Regions from separate parts of the Homo sapiens genome. Here region 2 is linked to region 1. The links are chromatin loops, found by intact Hi-C in ENCODE. Cell type or tissue: PC-9. All regions are shown on one strand.

Region 1 (8,000 bases):
ATAAAATAGCACAAGTTTGTTGTCTCATAGACTGCAGTTAGAAGTTTGGTTTGGGCCACAGGTTTCTCTGCTTCAGGTCTCATAGGCTGACGCCTATGGGCTCTGGGAAGAACCGCATCCAAGCTCATCCAGGTTGTTGATAGAATCCCATTCTTTACTGTTGTAGGACTCAGGTCTCCGTTCCCTTGCTGACTGACAGCTAGGGGCCTCCACAGCTTTAAGAGGCCTCTTTCTATTTCTCACACATGGCCCCTGCATCTCAGGACTTCCCTTTCTTCCACATCTATCTTCTGCTTCGTCTTCCACACTATCTCTGACTCCAGCCAGAAAATGTTCTGTGGTTTAAGGACTCATGGGTTTAGATTAGGCCCAACCAAATAACAAGGACTTCTCTCTATTTTGAGGTCCTTAACCTTAATTACACGTAGTAAAGTCCCTTTGCCTTTTAAGGTACTGTATTCCCATATCCTCCGTGGCTTCAGTGGCCGCCACTCCCTCTGCCACTATCTCCAGGGAAAGAAAGGCTCTGCCATTTGGGAAGGTGGTTTCTATGTCACTGGACATAAGTTCTGAGAGTCAATTTGAGAACTCATTCGTGAACGTGCTTTGCTCCCTCTCCCCTGCCCACCGCACCTTACATTTAATAAATATGGCTGTAATTTTCTTAGGGTGTGGATATTAGGGGGGCATTATTCTCCCTACCACATACTCATACTTTATTATTATTTTCTTGGCCAGATTGCCCATTTTGTAACATTTACTGTTGCATATGCCTGAGAAGCTCACAGTTACCCTGTTTCTTAGGAAATATTAAGACTAGAGGTTTGCTGAGCAAAAATCCATGGTCAGAATACACACAGGTCTTGAGGCATATTATCAGTGAGTTTTGGTAGTGTGATGAAATAACCTTGTTTCTTGAGATTATTCCTATGAAGGTTACTAAATACTACTGTAACCCTGTCATTGTCACAATGTGCATTTGTGCAGGTTGTACCCTGCATAAGCATGCTCAGCGGAGGGACTGGAATCTGGCCAGCATTCCACCTAGGGCTCTATGTCCTGCCATCACCCAGAGAAAGCAGTGCCGACAGGTTCCCTCCAGCCCTGGAACTTTCTCTGCTCAATAGTGTTGAATGACAGTCTGACACATTCTTATTCTCCAACTTTCTCTTTGCTCAGCCTTGAGATGCCCATGTCTCTTCTCTTTCCTCTTGTCATTCAATTACTGTCTTTCTCATTTCACCAAGAAGCTGTAAAATACATCAATTCCCCACAGTAGAGCATTTTGTTTTCACTGGTTACATTCTAGGTTGGCTTTTTCCTGATACCATCTAAGTAGTCACTGTGACTGTAACAGTAATATTTCTTCACACCGCATTTTAGGGTAGACTCTTTCTGGGAAGATATCTTCAAGAGAGTTCATTTTTTCCATCCTGTGAGAATTCCTATAAAGCTCAATCAAAGAACGGGGCTATTCTTGGTCAAAATACCTTACCCATTTCCTTTCTGGACTTTTTAAAAACTGTCACAATCCAGCTTAGTCTTTAAAGCTGTATATTGCTAGTAAATGTAATTTTAGTTCTCCAATGTTTATTCGTATGATCTCGGGTAATCATGGGTAAGTTCACCTCATATTAACTAAACATTAGGAGAGGTCATTTATAAATGCAGAGTATAAATAAAATTAGTAATTCCTTTTTCAGCATTGGCCTTTTTATTTTTGTCTTACTGTCAAAAATGTTCGATTTTTTTTTGTAAAATTTTTAAAGATTAATCATAGATCAGCAAGACTGGGGGAAAAAGGTTGGCACAATTCTTTTTAGTAATTTTGAAATCTAGAACCTTGAGACTTTGACTAGAGTAAAATTTCATACCTTCACTACTCTCCACACCTGAGCTGCTCTTCCTACACAAAATGTAGCTTTCGCCACCTGCATGTTTGTGTCATTCTTGCAATCTAAAATGCACAGCCACCACCACTTTTCCTTACCTTGTCAATTTTTCACCTCTTTACTATTGCAATTGAAAACATTTTTCAAAATCTGGCTGCAATTCCATTCTCTCTCTGAAGCTTTCCTCACTCACTCCACCTAAAAGTGAGCTCTCACTCCTCTGTACTCCTTTTACTCCTTGGTTCTTTCACTTTTATAGTGTTGATTATAGACAAAATTGTATCTTTTTTTTCTGAGCATATTGTATGTGGGTTTCTCCAGATAACGGATAGAAATACCTGCGGTAGTTTTTCATGACTACATGAAAGATTTAAGAGACTCATCGACAGATCTATGTGAGTATGCAGGTTGTCAGTGGCAGATTTCAGTGTGACTACATGGAAAATTGACTTTAGGTTACAAGTTCTTTAAGGCCGAGAATTAAATCTTGTTTATCATTTTTCTGTACAATGGTCAGGATATTGTCATTTACTTGGTGGGTGTGCAACAAACATTTGCAAGGGATTAATAATACAAAATATTTTTAATTTATTTTGAAACACATTTTCAGAGGGGAGAGATTAACGTACTCACAATATATTACTATTAATAGAACAAAATTATAATTGTGTTCAGTGTCCTTAAATGATAGCAGTAATGCCCTACTATTAGTATTACTAGTAGTTACAGTGAGAGCAAATGCTTATACAGTGCAGGCAATGTGCAAGGCACTGTTCCCAATTAATATGTATTAATATTAATATATTAAAATATAATGTTATATATTAACATTAATATATAATGTATTTTATATATTAATTCATTCAAACCTCATATAAATCCTAGGAAGGTGTTATATTTGTTATCCTAATTTTAATAAGATAAAACTAAAAAAAGAGACATTAGGTACCTTGCTAGAGGTCAAGCAGCTAGCAAATGACAGAGCCAGTTAGTATTTGAACCAGTCTGTTTCCAGATACTATGCTCTTAAAAACTAGACTATATACTAAGTGGAAATACTTTTTTGATGTATGGAACATTTTTAGCATTCAGGAACCATGGACTGGATCTACATTTAACAATGAGTTTTGGTGTTGAAAGTAAATTCTGAGTAGCTGAGAGCTTTACATACCCAAGAGGTCCTGTGGTCTGATACTTTTGGGAAAGCCTACACTAAATAAATACTTTTCTCATACACCCTGTGATGAAGGGAATACAAGTTGAGAAACATTGATAAGGACTAATGCAGTTGCTCCCTAAACTGGCTGCCCTCATTTATCTCTTATGATAAATAGTATTTGAAGCAGATAGTCTGTTTCCAGATACTATGTAATCTGGAAATTCACATGCAATATGCTCAGAAAAAAATATGATACAATTACTTCCATTATTAATACTATAAAAGTGAAAGAACCAAGGAGTAAAAGGAGTCCAGGTGAGTGAGAGCTCACATTTAGGTGGAGTCAGTGAGGAAAGCTTCAGCGAGGGAATGGAATTTCCAGATTCCACTTCAAATACTATTAAAGTGCGCGTGCATGCACACGTGCACACACACACACACACATTTCAGTCCCAGCTAAGAACTGCTGCATTTGAACCCTGGGGATTGGGTGGTCAATCAATAGGTCCAATTATAGCAATAGATTTCAGAGCTATACTGGTAGAATTCTAAAGATGAGGAAAAATTTAGGTGTTAATATAAGTTCTTCACTACATTCTGCATGCAACTTTTATAGTAAAAAGAAAGAAAAATAATAACGTAATTTCACATCGATAAGCATTAATTTCAGTTATTTCAAAATTCAACTACTTTTTATGCTTATTACATTATTATACTGTGGGTATTTCTAATCAGGGACCTAAAACAGTAAGTACAATTGAAATCATTTAGAAGAAAACTGAGCAAAAGGCAATACTATATAAAATAAGACCAATACTTGTATTAGTGTTAGTTTTATATACTATACAGCACATTTATTAATTGTTAGCGCTATATATTTGTTATATGTCTAATTCCTATAAGAACGTATTGGAATGCAACTTTCATTTCAGTCAGTCTACTCTCTCTTTGGGTTTTAGAAATAGCAAGCATGAAAGAAAGTGGTACATTGCACATATCTATATTTTAAGGAAATTTTTCTTCTAAAAAGCACATAATACTTTGTAAGCATCAGAAATGCCACATTAAAATGAACTAACAATCTTTTTGTTTTAAGGAAATGGAAAAGTTTATTAGCAAAAGCAATCAAAATGCTATTATTGCCCTACTTTTGTGTCTACTTTGCTTATACGCTTGTGGTTGGATCTCATTTCTCCAGACAGTGAATATAAGCCTTTTCAGTGTTTTTCCATTGCTTCACAAAAGATTCATGAGAATATTTTATCAATATTATTGGTAAACCCATACATGTATATATCTATATATACAGACTTTAATCTGGATCAGTAAATGATTGATTTCAGTCTTGAATCCTGAGGCATTAAAACAAACAAGAAAAAATGTGATAATCCAATTTAATATGGAAAAGGACTAATATGCTTCATTAAATGCACTGTTTATAAAAACCTAATTTTAAAAGAGATATTTTCCTGGGGTAGTTTTTCACAACTTTTGGACACATTCTCTCATTCATATTGCCTGTAAGTTTCACTCTCTTTGATGGAAAGTTTATTCAAATAAAGATATAACCCGTGTGTGTGTGTGTGTGTGTGTGTGTGTTAAACTTTCAGCATTGTTAATTGCACATTATGTTTTCATGTTCTGCTCCCTCACAGGTGTGTGTGTGTGTGTGTGTGTGTTTGTGTATTAATCTTTCAGAATTGTTAATTGAGCATCATGTTCTGCTCCCTCACAGGTGTGTGTGTGTGTGCATGTGTGTGTATGTGTGTGTGTGTATGCATACACACATAGAAGTGCCTTTAATCATTTTTGTAATTGTTACAAAAAGAGGGGAAAGAAACTTCAGAAGATCCATTGACATTCAGTGGCTGGAAAAACTGCAGTAATTCAGATTTTACTGTTAAATCAAAAGTTTGCTTTAGATTTAGGGCAGCTTTTATGGTGCTTTTTCTTTGTCTAAAGAAAAAGTATAAAGAAACTTTCAAGCCAGTTGTGCAATAAAGCCATTGAGAACTACCAGAACTTATACATAAAGCCTACCATCTGACAAAGTCTCTGCCAATAGTGAGTCATTGTCTCAAAAGTGTGTCTCATGCCAAGAGGACATAACAGAGAAAAACAGTTATTCAACATGACAGAAAGCATGTCTTGTTTATTTCCACCACCTCTCAAGTGTTCTATAGTACCCCCCACACAGTATGTGATTAACACATTGTTGTCTAATTTGATGGCAACTCCAACCACTCAGTTGCTCATTGTAGAAACTTCGATTAACTAAACTCCTCTCTCGTATCTTTTCACATTCAATCAGTAAACTGGTGCCATCAGTTTTAGCTCCTAATTAGTGCTAAGCTAACTCTCCCATCTTATGTTTGCTCTGCCATTTCCTTTGTTCATGCCAAACAGTTTATGTTGTGGACTCATTGGCAGTCTACACTCCAAGTCTCTCCAATTCATCTCCTTCACTGACAAATGATTTCTTCACCTAAACTACAGAAAGGATGATACAAAATCCTGCTTTGAACTTTCAATAAGCCTCATAGACTACAGGATTAAGCCCCAAATCTTGTTATACTATACAAGGTCCTCCTTTGCCCAACTCTAGCAGCCTCATCGCCCCCTATTCTGTATCACCCAGATTATACTCAGATCAAACCAGACTTTGCACGTGCTCCCAGAAGCACCATGACCTTTGACTGCTCAGAACCATTGTAATGTTTCCTCTGGTTGAAATGATCCTTCTTCAGTCCTGGTCCATGTCCTGGAAATAACATTTATTCTTTCGATTGAAATGTTTTTATTTTTTAATTGTAGAAATAAGATTATAAATCATCTAGAGATCAAAGTTTGTAAAATATGAACAGGAATATTGTGTTTTTTAGAAACCAGTTCTCCTCCAGAAGTCTTTGTTTTCTTTTACTTCATAAAAAACAACAAATACACATGCAGGTAAAACTATCAAAAATACAGTTTTATTCACGTGTTTATTTTTATGTATTTATTCATTTTTGTGTCCACTTTCTTTGGCCAGACAGTTGCATTAACATGATTTACAAAAATATATAACCGAACTTATTTAATGTCACTGATTCTAAAAAACACATATTATTCTAAAGCATATAACAAAACATTATTCTAAAGCAAATAAAGCAATCTGCATGACTAGATGAACAGACGGAGAAGGATTAATTTCTTTTCCTTGGGTTATCATTCAAAAGGACGTCTTTTTTAATTAAATAGTTTGACACAATCAGATATTTCACAATAAATGGCAGTTTTGTACACTGCAGCTAACAGCCTTCTTTCTCAGAAATATGCCAGAGAAAGCAAACAACATTGGAACACTGGGTATATGGAGGAGTGTGTTGGAGGTAAGAAAATTTTAGGAAGAAGACCACGGAGGACCTTAAATATCCTGCTGGAGAGCTTAAAATATATTCTCTAGGTGCCATCAAATGCTTTTGAATGACGTATTTAGAGTTTCATAAAGAGCTTATTGAATCTTGGACATGGAAAAGAATAGTTTGAATTGGGTAGAGCTGGTAGAAGAAAAACCCAAAATTAGAAGGACACTGAAATATATCAATATTAACAACAATGATAAAGGTTGTTACTGGACCATAATTAAAATGGAATTGAATCTAAGCCACTGCCTTTGGGCAGGATGGCTTAATAGAAATATAGAAAAAACAAATAATGATCAGTCCAGGAGACCACGAAAAATGGAAAGAATACAGTCATTTGGGTCAATTATAGTGGCCTCTCCAGCCCAGTTGTTACCATTTAGTAGGACTGTGGTTTATAGTCATGGTTCACTCCTCCCAGAGCTGTGTGCATCAGTGGGACCTGGAGTCTGATATCCTCCATCTTTTAGGCTCTGTCTCAATGAAATATTTACATTTTATTTGTAGTACAGTGGCTGTCACATGAATCTTCAATTCAAAGCATTATCCTTTGTGATGCAGCTTTTATTCACTTTCAAGGCACTTAAAGTCATTGCTGTTGATTGCATGACTTGAATGTGGAGGTAAATAGTAAATTTGTACCATCCTAACCATTATTCAGGAAAGAACTAATTGGACTCACTGACTCAGATTCTGTAAATCTTTTTGCCACAATAACTACATTAGCACAGATAGCTTAACATAGCTTAATACCACAATATAGGGCATCTACTAGCTTTTTCACTACAAAAGGAACTTTGGCTTGAGCTTCAAATTTACATAAAATTTGTTGCTTTTTTTAATATGGAAAAACAAAGTCACCATCTAGTTGACAAAAATTATTTACATCACATTTGTAAAATATATAAAAATGAAACATGTTGAGATTATCAAAGTAGTAAAAAACAATAGAAAATTATGTCTTCAATGTTTGTCTTTGTTTTAAAGGACTATTGTACTATAACTTAAGTATGGATAGTCATCTTGTGGTCATGTCTAGGTTTCACATTTTCTATATCTATTCATCCATTGATAGGCAATTAGGTTGATTCCATATTTTGGCCACTGTGAGTAGCGCAGCAATAAACATGGGAGTGCAGCCATCTCTTCGATATACCGATTTTCATTCTTTTGGATATATACCCAGCAGGAGGATTGTAGGTTCATATGGTAATTCTATTTTTAGTTTTTGGAGGAAGCTCTATATTGTTTTCCACAGTGGCTGCATTAATTTACATTCTCATCAACAGTGTACGAGTGTTCCCCTTTCTTTATATCCTCACTAGCATTTGTTATTTTCTGTCTTTTGGATAATAGCCATTTTAACTAGGGTGAGATAATATTGCATTGTGTTTTTTATTTGCATTTCCATGACAATTAGTGAATATTATGCACTTGAATATGTGAATATAGTGTACATAATAACATTGGTAGCACATTCAATTATAATGTTTATTATTTCATATTATGTTGTAAGTGTATACTCAAGTTGATTTAATTGCTAAA
Region 2 (8,000 bases), 610 kb after region 1:
TTTGCTCTTCGGCTTTCAACAGATCGAATGAGGCCCACACACAAGAATAGTCTCCTTTACTTAAACTCAATTAATTGTAGCTGTTAACCATATTTACAAAATACCTTCACAGCAACACTTAGATTAGTGTTTGATTGAACAATTAGGCACTATAGCCTATCCAAATTGACACATAAAACCAGTCATTACAATCTCCAACAGTTATTTAAATAACAGAATTCTTTTGGTCCTCCAATTACAGTTAAGACATCACAAGTTTTGTCTAAACTATCAATGCAGTCACTTCCAAAATCATGAAGAAACTATTATTATAATATTATTATTATATTAAACTATTATATACACAATGCTCCCAGCCCTCCCAAAATCATGAAGAAACTATTATTTAAATTTAATTTATATCAGTAGTATTTATTCATTGTTAAACACTACTTACAGCATCCGAATCTCAAATAGAACAGCTCTACCACTAGGAAAAAACCCTTAGTGGTTTTTGGATAGTGTTTTGAAAACATTTATTTATAGCCAAGAATTGCCAGGAATAACAGCCAAATTAATAATTAAATAGAAAGCTTTTATTGCAAAAGGAGCAAGCTAAAATAAATAGCAACCATCTGAAACTTTTCAATATGCAAATTCATAAAGCTTTTAGTTAACTGAACAGTTATTACAATAATAACTAACAATCTGACACCTTCGAGATCCCCTGGAGCTCCTGACCTTTAAATCCAAGAAAGCTGACAGGGACAGCCTAGCAATTCAGCCTGTGTGGGAGGAAATAAGAAAGAAACCAATGGAAAACTGTGGGAAAACACGGAGGCAGGCAGAACATATTGGGATGTGTTTTGCGTTATTATATACAGGGGAATGGGTTTTTATAGTCAATGACTAAAGTGAGTAAAACCGTATTTTTATTTTCTTATAACAGGATTTAATTGTTTCCCTGAGCTTCCATTACTATTAGCGAAAGTTTAATCTAATAATTTCTAGGTAAACTCAGTCAAATCAATCATTACAAAAAAATTGATGTTATTAGTTAAGTCAGAATTTTTTTCCCAGGAAAATCCAAGGACCTTATGTTCCACTTTAACCTAAAGGTATGAGTTTTAGAGAGCTTGTGGAAGTGCCTATATTTGAGTGGGAGAAGCAACTGGGGTTTTTTGTTGTTGTTCTTGTTTTTTGTTTTTTGTTTTTTGGTTTTTGGTTTTTTTGAGAGACGGTCCTGCTCTGTCACCCAGGCTGGAGGGCAATGATGCAATCACAGCTCGCTGCAGCCTTGACCTCCCAGGCTGAAGCGATTCTTCCGCTTCAGCCTCCTGAGTAGCTTGGACTACAGGCATGTGCCGCCACACCTGGCTAATTTTTTTTTTTAAGAGACAGGGTCTCACTGTGTTGTCCAGGCTGGTCTCAAATTTCTGGGCTCAAATGAGCCCCTAGTCTCCAACGCTTCTGCCTCCCAAAGTACTGGGATTGCAGGCATGAGCCCCCAGGGCCAGCGGCATCTGGTTCTTGATGGCTCTCCACCCTCCAGGGCCTCCACAGAGCTAGTACTCACCTTGCTGGGTCTTTAGTGAGGGGCATCTATGCCAGCTGTGGTTTCTCTTTCAAATGGGCCATGCAGCATCTGCTGACGGCTCCCCTTCATCGTGATTGGCAGCCACTTCTACTCCATCCGGCTTCTCTCAGCCAATCTTGAGCCTCTCTTGAGAGCACGAGAAACTTTCCAGTGCTCTCCTGTCCCACTCGCCATGACTGGTGGTGGGCAGTGTGGGGAACAAGACCCAGGCACCCTGCCTAGGCCACCACTCTCACAGGCATTTGCCACTGCCATGCCAAGCTTTGGTGGGAGGGGGCTTCTCTGCAAAGCTTGGGTGTCCCCCAGCCTTACTTGGGAAAGGAAGCACTCACACACCACTAGCCTACCTAGAGTCGAATTTATTATGCTACACACATGCACAAACACACATATAGAACCCAGGGAGGGGAAGCAGAACTCTGGGACCCTTCTCAACTCTACTCTCTGCTCTCACTGAACAAACGTGCTTTTCCCATTAGATCATCCTTTTGGATGGGGGACAGGTGCATGCACAGACCCCTGGCTCTTAGCAGTCACAGGATTTTCTCTCTAACCTATGTTCTCCCTTAGGGAAACTCTAAAGATATTTTTTCATAACGATTGTTTTTTATTTTGGCTGCTTCACCCCTCACTAGAAAAAACAAAGTTCCACAGATGTAATGAGCTGAGAGTTTTGGCAGAAAATAAAAGTGAAGAAAACCTTGATTTGTCCTTTCATGCTACAATAGCTACAATGTTCTAACAGAGAAACTATTTTTGTTCCCCGTTGATGATGGCACATATAGTGGAGAAATTTTCTTGGGTTTCAGGTGGTCTAACAGGCTTATATTTGAATCCCAGTTCCATTATGGTCCCTCTAATTGCTCTTGGACAAGTTACTTAACCTCTTTGAAATTCATTTTCCTCATTCTCCATACCTATCTCATGGGATTATTGTGAGAGTTAAATGAATTACTCTTGTTTTCCCCAAGAATGTTGGTTCCATACATAACCCAATTAGGCAAAATTTGAAAGCCCCAGTTGGCACAATGTCAACATAAACTATAGTATAAATGCTAAGTTTCTTTGTAAATTAAATAGTGGTAAGAAAATCATGATAAACAACTATAGAACTCTAGCAGGTGTTCTTAAATGCAGGTTTCTAATAACTTTGGAAATTGTAACATTAGAATAGAGGAAACAACTTTCAGAACTCTCATGAAGACCTGGAATGTTCATGAATATCAAACAGAAAAGGAGTTAACTGAATTAACTGAACCAGCAGAAAACTGAAGTAATCTTTTTAACTTTGCTTTAAACACTGCTGACCCTTTGTTTTGTTTTTCAGAGTCAATGAAACTTTTCTTTTGAGCTATTTACAGCTTGTTGCAATTAAGTAAATTATACTGCTGTGAACAAAATTTGGAGCACATTTTTTTCTCTCTACCTAATTTCTCCAGACTTTGGAAACTAGTTGTGAGTATTCTTAACTTATGGCAATATAGTTATTTGCATAAGTGCAATAAGAATCTGTTTTCTTTTGTAACAGGACACAATTTGAGAAATTGGTTATTTTACCAAGGAATTTTACTGGTTATTTTACCAAGGAATTTTACTGGTTATTTTACTGGAATGGTGTGTTTTCCTTTAAGGAATTAAACTTACAGAGCCAATAAAAGCCCCATGGGGAACTGGCCTCATGCCTTGCCTACAATAGTCCTTGTACAAGGTTTCTAACCTGTGGTAAATAAAGAATGTCACTTTCTAACAGGTCCAGGAGCCCCAATTTACCTTGGGACCTCAAGAGGAAAGAAATGTACCTAACTCATAGGTATTTGAGGGTACAAACCTATGGCTGGGTTCAGCTTTTAAAAAGTCTTATCTAAAATTCCTTCTATGGAACAGAGTTCCATCAAAGCCAATTTTAAAAGAGCTTATGTGAAAAATAATTATTCCTGCTGCATTTTATGCAAATAATCAGGCCAAGTATAATAAAGCAAATCAGTCTTACCATGATTTGTCTTTAGTAAAAATGGGAAACTGGAGAGAGAAATATTATGTTTCAAGAACTGTGGTACACTTGGTATTAAATTCTAGTCTCATTAGTTGTTTTTAAGTTTGTTTCTGGAATTTAGGCTAACCCTGCTTATTCTTGTGAACCAATCAGTAATCTCTGACTGCTACTCAGAAGAAACAAGAGGTTTGGTAATGCAAAAATCTGGATCAATATTCTAATCCTAGGCACACAGTGGAATCATCTAGCAACCCCATATCAGCTTAGTTCCAACAGTGGCCCAGTTCATGAAAACCCTTCTAATTTAGTTTACTTGGAATCACTTTACTTATTTTGCTTTACTCTTGTGGAATATATTGCTGTTATATTCTTTGTGTAGGAATACAGGACAAGTTTACTGAATGTTTTCTTAAACACTTAATAATCTTCCAGATACCACTTTTTGTCGAAACTCAAGACTTATGAATGGACCTTACTATACTGATGCTTTCTGACTGAGCTCCTCTCTACCCTGAATGCAAGAGACCCTCATAGTTAGGCAGGAATATCATTGCCCCTATTCAGCCTAAGAAGTTACAGAAGATGGATCTTCATCCCTCTGCAATCCTTAGGATTAAGTGTTCTCTTATAAAAAGAAGGGGGGAAATGTCAGAGGCATGTGAACCAGAGCAACTCCATCTTAAATAGGAGCTGGGTAAAATGAAGCTGAAACCTACCAGCTGCATTCCCAGATGGTTAAGCCATTCTAAGTCACTGGATGAAATAGGAGGTCAGCACAAAATACAGGTCATAAAGACCTTGCTGATAAAACAGGTTTCAGTGAAGGAGCCGGCCAAAACCCACCAAAACCAAAACGGCCATGAGAGTGACCTCTGATCGTCCTCACTGCTACACTCCCACCAGCACCATGACAGTTTACAAATGTCAGGAAGTTACCCTATGTGGTCTAAAAAGGGGAAGCATGAATAATCCACCCCTAGCTTAGCATATCATCAAGAAATAACCATAAAAATGAGCAACCAGCTGCCCTCCGAGCTGTTCTGTCTAAGGAGTAGCCATTCTTTTATTCTTTCACTTTCATAATAAATTTGCTTTCACTTTACAAAAAAAAAAAAATGATAAAATAACCACCTATTCAGGAAGTTTTGAAGATTTTTTTTTTTTAAGACGGAGTTTTGCTCTTGTTGCCCAGGCTAGAGTGCAGTGGCGTGATCTTGGCTCACTGCAACCTCCGCCTCCCGGGTTCAAGCGATTCTCCTGCCTCAGCCTCCTGGGTAGCTGGGATTACAGGCACCCACCACCATGCCAGGCTAATTTTTGTATTTTCAGTAGAGATGGGGTTTCACCATGTTGGCCAGGCTAGTCTTGAACTCCTGACCTCATGATCCACCTGCCTTGGCCTCCCAAAATGCTGGGATTACAGGCATGAGCCACCACGCCCAACCCGCTTTTGAAGACATTTTAATATTTAAGTATTCAGAATGGGATGACATCTTAGGCCAGTCACTCAGCACTCCCTACCTCTTTCCACACAAACACACATACATTTTGTCTGCTTTATAACTCTATTTCACAACCAGCAGAGCAGAATCTACCCAGAGTGGTCAGCTCTTACATTGCAGCAGCTTTTCTTTTACATTTTTTTTTGGTCTGGAAATTAGAATATTTTATTTTATTTATAATTTCAACTTTTAGATTCAGTACACGTGCAGGTTGTTGCTTGGGTATACTGTGTGATGCTGAGGTCTGGGATACAAGTGATGCCATCACCCAGGTAGGGAGCATAGTACCCAATAGTTGATTTTTCACTCCTTTCCCCCCTCCTCACTCCCGGCTTTAGTAGTCCCCACTGTCTGCTGTTGCCATCTGCACGTCCATGAGTACCCAATGTTTAGATCTCACTTGTAAGTGAGAACATGCGGTATTTTGTTTTCTGTTCCTGCGTTAATTCACTTAGGATAATGGCCTCCAGCTCACTGCAGCCTTTCAACATTAGCTTGGCCATGCCCTGAAAAGGCCAAACACTGGGTCCTGGTGCATCTGGGATTATGTGAGAAGTCTTCTGTGGTTTAGAGGCTTCTTGATCTATGGATATTGTGTCTGTGCCTGCATTTCTGAATCGATGCTTGCTCCTGATTCGGTACTTGCTCTTCACCCCTAAGGGGAGTTTTTCACTTGATCTATTCTCAAGCTAAACCCCAGACTCACCTCTGCTATTTCTGTCTTGCTTCTGATCCTGCTTCCAGGATTCACTGCTGCCCACAGTGTCCCTCCCTGGGAGATGACCTAGGTCCAAAGTCCCATGGAAGGTATACTCCTAAATTTAAAGCCAAAAACAACAATTTGAAAGGTTTAAGGAAAAAATGATCACTATCAAAGTAAAAGAGAAAGATGCTATGTGCTAAGTATGGTGGCCCTTGAAAAGGATGTGGCTGGCAACAGGAGACAGAGATGGGATCTTTTAAGAAATGAGGGATTTCACAGGCAGAGGAGCTCAGAACCTACAGTATTGTACCATCCTTGCAAAGAAGGGGTGAATCCCATTCACCATATTCATGATTATCAGAAAGTGGGTTTCTAGCCAGAGGTGCCCTATAAAACAATCATCTAGTCTGATCCCCATATGTCACCTTTGAAGATTCTGACCCAGGAAGGTTAAATAACTGCACCAAGTTCATATGGCTGCCCAGTGGCAAAGGTGAGACCAGAGCCAGCCCACACTTTTCCCACTGTGCCTTATTCCCATTGCTTTTCTGTTTCTAGAAGTTGGACCAAGACCACCTTCCTCTAGGTGGATGAGGCAGCCATACAGTTACCTGTATCATTTTCTCCAGATTTCCTTCCACATGGTTATGTGTAAGACCATAAAATCAAAGTTTTAGAAATTAACTCCACCCAACAAGGCAGGTTTCTCCCTCTGCTTCCAGAGTCCTTCCAAGGTTCTATAGCCACATGTCACCCATGCCCCATGCCTTCCTTCAACCTTTATTCCCCATTCTTTTTTTTTTTTTTTTTTTGAGGCGGAGTCTTGCTCTGTTGCCCAGGCTGGATGGACTGCAGTGGCGCAATCTCAGCTCGCTGCAACCTCCGCCTCCCAGGTTCACGCCATTCTCCTGCCTCAGCCTCCCGAGTAGCTGGGACTACAGGCGCCCGCCACCATGCCCGGCTAATTTTTGTATTTTCGGTAGAGACAGGGTTTCACTGTGTTAGCCAGGATGGTCTCGATCTCTTGACCTTGTGATCCGCCCACCTCAGCCTCCCAAAGTGCTGGGATTACAGGCATGAGCCACCATGCCCGGCCCCCATTCTTTTCCCACCTCTTCAACTAGCTGGTTTTGGCTGGTAGAGTAGTAAAATATATTTTAATAGAGGTCCATTAAAAGCCAAAAATCTTCAAACCCTTAGGAATTAGGTTAATGGTAGGATTTGAGAAAAGATAACAGGTGGTGAAAAGGAAATCTCCCCATCACAGCTCAACTCTCATAAAAGGGACTGGGGAAACGCTCATGGAAGAATCATGTTTTTCACTCGTCAGTGAATAGAGCTTAGGGAGAGTGAGTTTATCAGACCTTCCCAGTATGATAACTGAGAGCTACTTCTGATGGGGGGCAATAGGAAAAATGTGTTCTGAAGTTGGGAAGACAACTGTGTGGATGACTCTGGTCTGCCTGGGTAGATTGATGGCACTGGGAAACTGAACAGAGGGAGGATGATGGTTTGAGTGAAGGCCAGGTCCCCAAATGGCACTGAAGACAAACTTCACTTAGTTCATATATGTGTTTAGAGCTGGCTTAGCACTCATGGCAATCTCCAGAGGTTCTGTTTTCTCCATGGTTTCTGGGGTTCTTTCATGCTTTGTGTTTATCTATTGTATCAGTCCATTTTCACACTGCCGATAAAGACATACCTGAGACTGAGTAATTTGTAAAGAAAAAGAGGTTTAATGGACTCACAGTTCCATGTGGCTGGGGAGGCCTCACAATCATGGCGGGAGGTGAAGGGCATGTCTTACATGGTGGCAGACAAGAAAGAAATGAGAGCCAAGTGAAAGGGGTTTCCCCTTATGAAGCCATCAGATCTCGTGAGACTTACTTCCGCGAGAACAGGATGGGGGAAGCTGCCCCCATGATTCAATTATCTTCACCGGGTTCCTACCATAACATGTGGGAATTATGGGGAGCTACAATTCAAAATGAGATTTGGATGGGGACACAGCCAAAACATATCACCCATTACCCAAGCATACTAAACAAAATTTTTTTTTGAGACCAGTCTCACTTTGTCACTCAGGCTAGAGTGCAGCGGCAGTATGATCATAGCTCACTGTAGCCTCAACTTCCTGGGCTCAAATGATCCTCTTTCCTCAGCCTCTCAAGTAGCTGGGGCCACAGGTGCACACCACTGCACTCAGCTAATATTTTATTTTTTGTA

Evidence for each region. Peaks named below come from ENCODE experiments on the same cell type or tissue, not always from the same donor. Only the 100,000 strongest peaks of a DNase experiment are listed, where the experiment ranks them.
Region 2: a loop joins it to region 1, with 2.9 times the contacts of the local background. A loop is called at or near these places in 6 of 110 quality-filtered maps.

The regions. Positions count from the first base shown.
Region 1 is chr18:1,480,702-1,488,701 of GRCh38, reverse strand. No RefSeq gene overlaps it. Among named protein-coding and RNA genes, the nearest start is that of LINC00470, 130 kb to the right of the region's middle. In PC-9, no CTCF peak of the experiment used is centred here; no DNase peak of the experiment used is centred here.
Region 2 is chr18:870,703-878,702 of GRCh38, reverse strand. No RefSeq gene overlaps it. Among named protein-coding and RNA genes, the nearest start is that of ADCYAP1, 30 kb to the left of the region's middle. In PC-9, no CTCF peak of the experiment used is centred here; no DNase peak of the experiment used is centred here.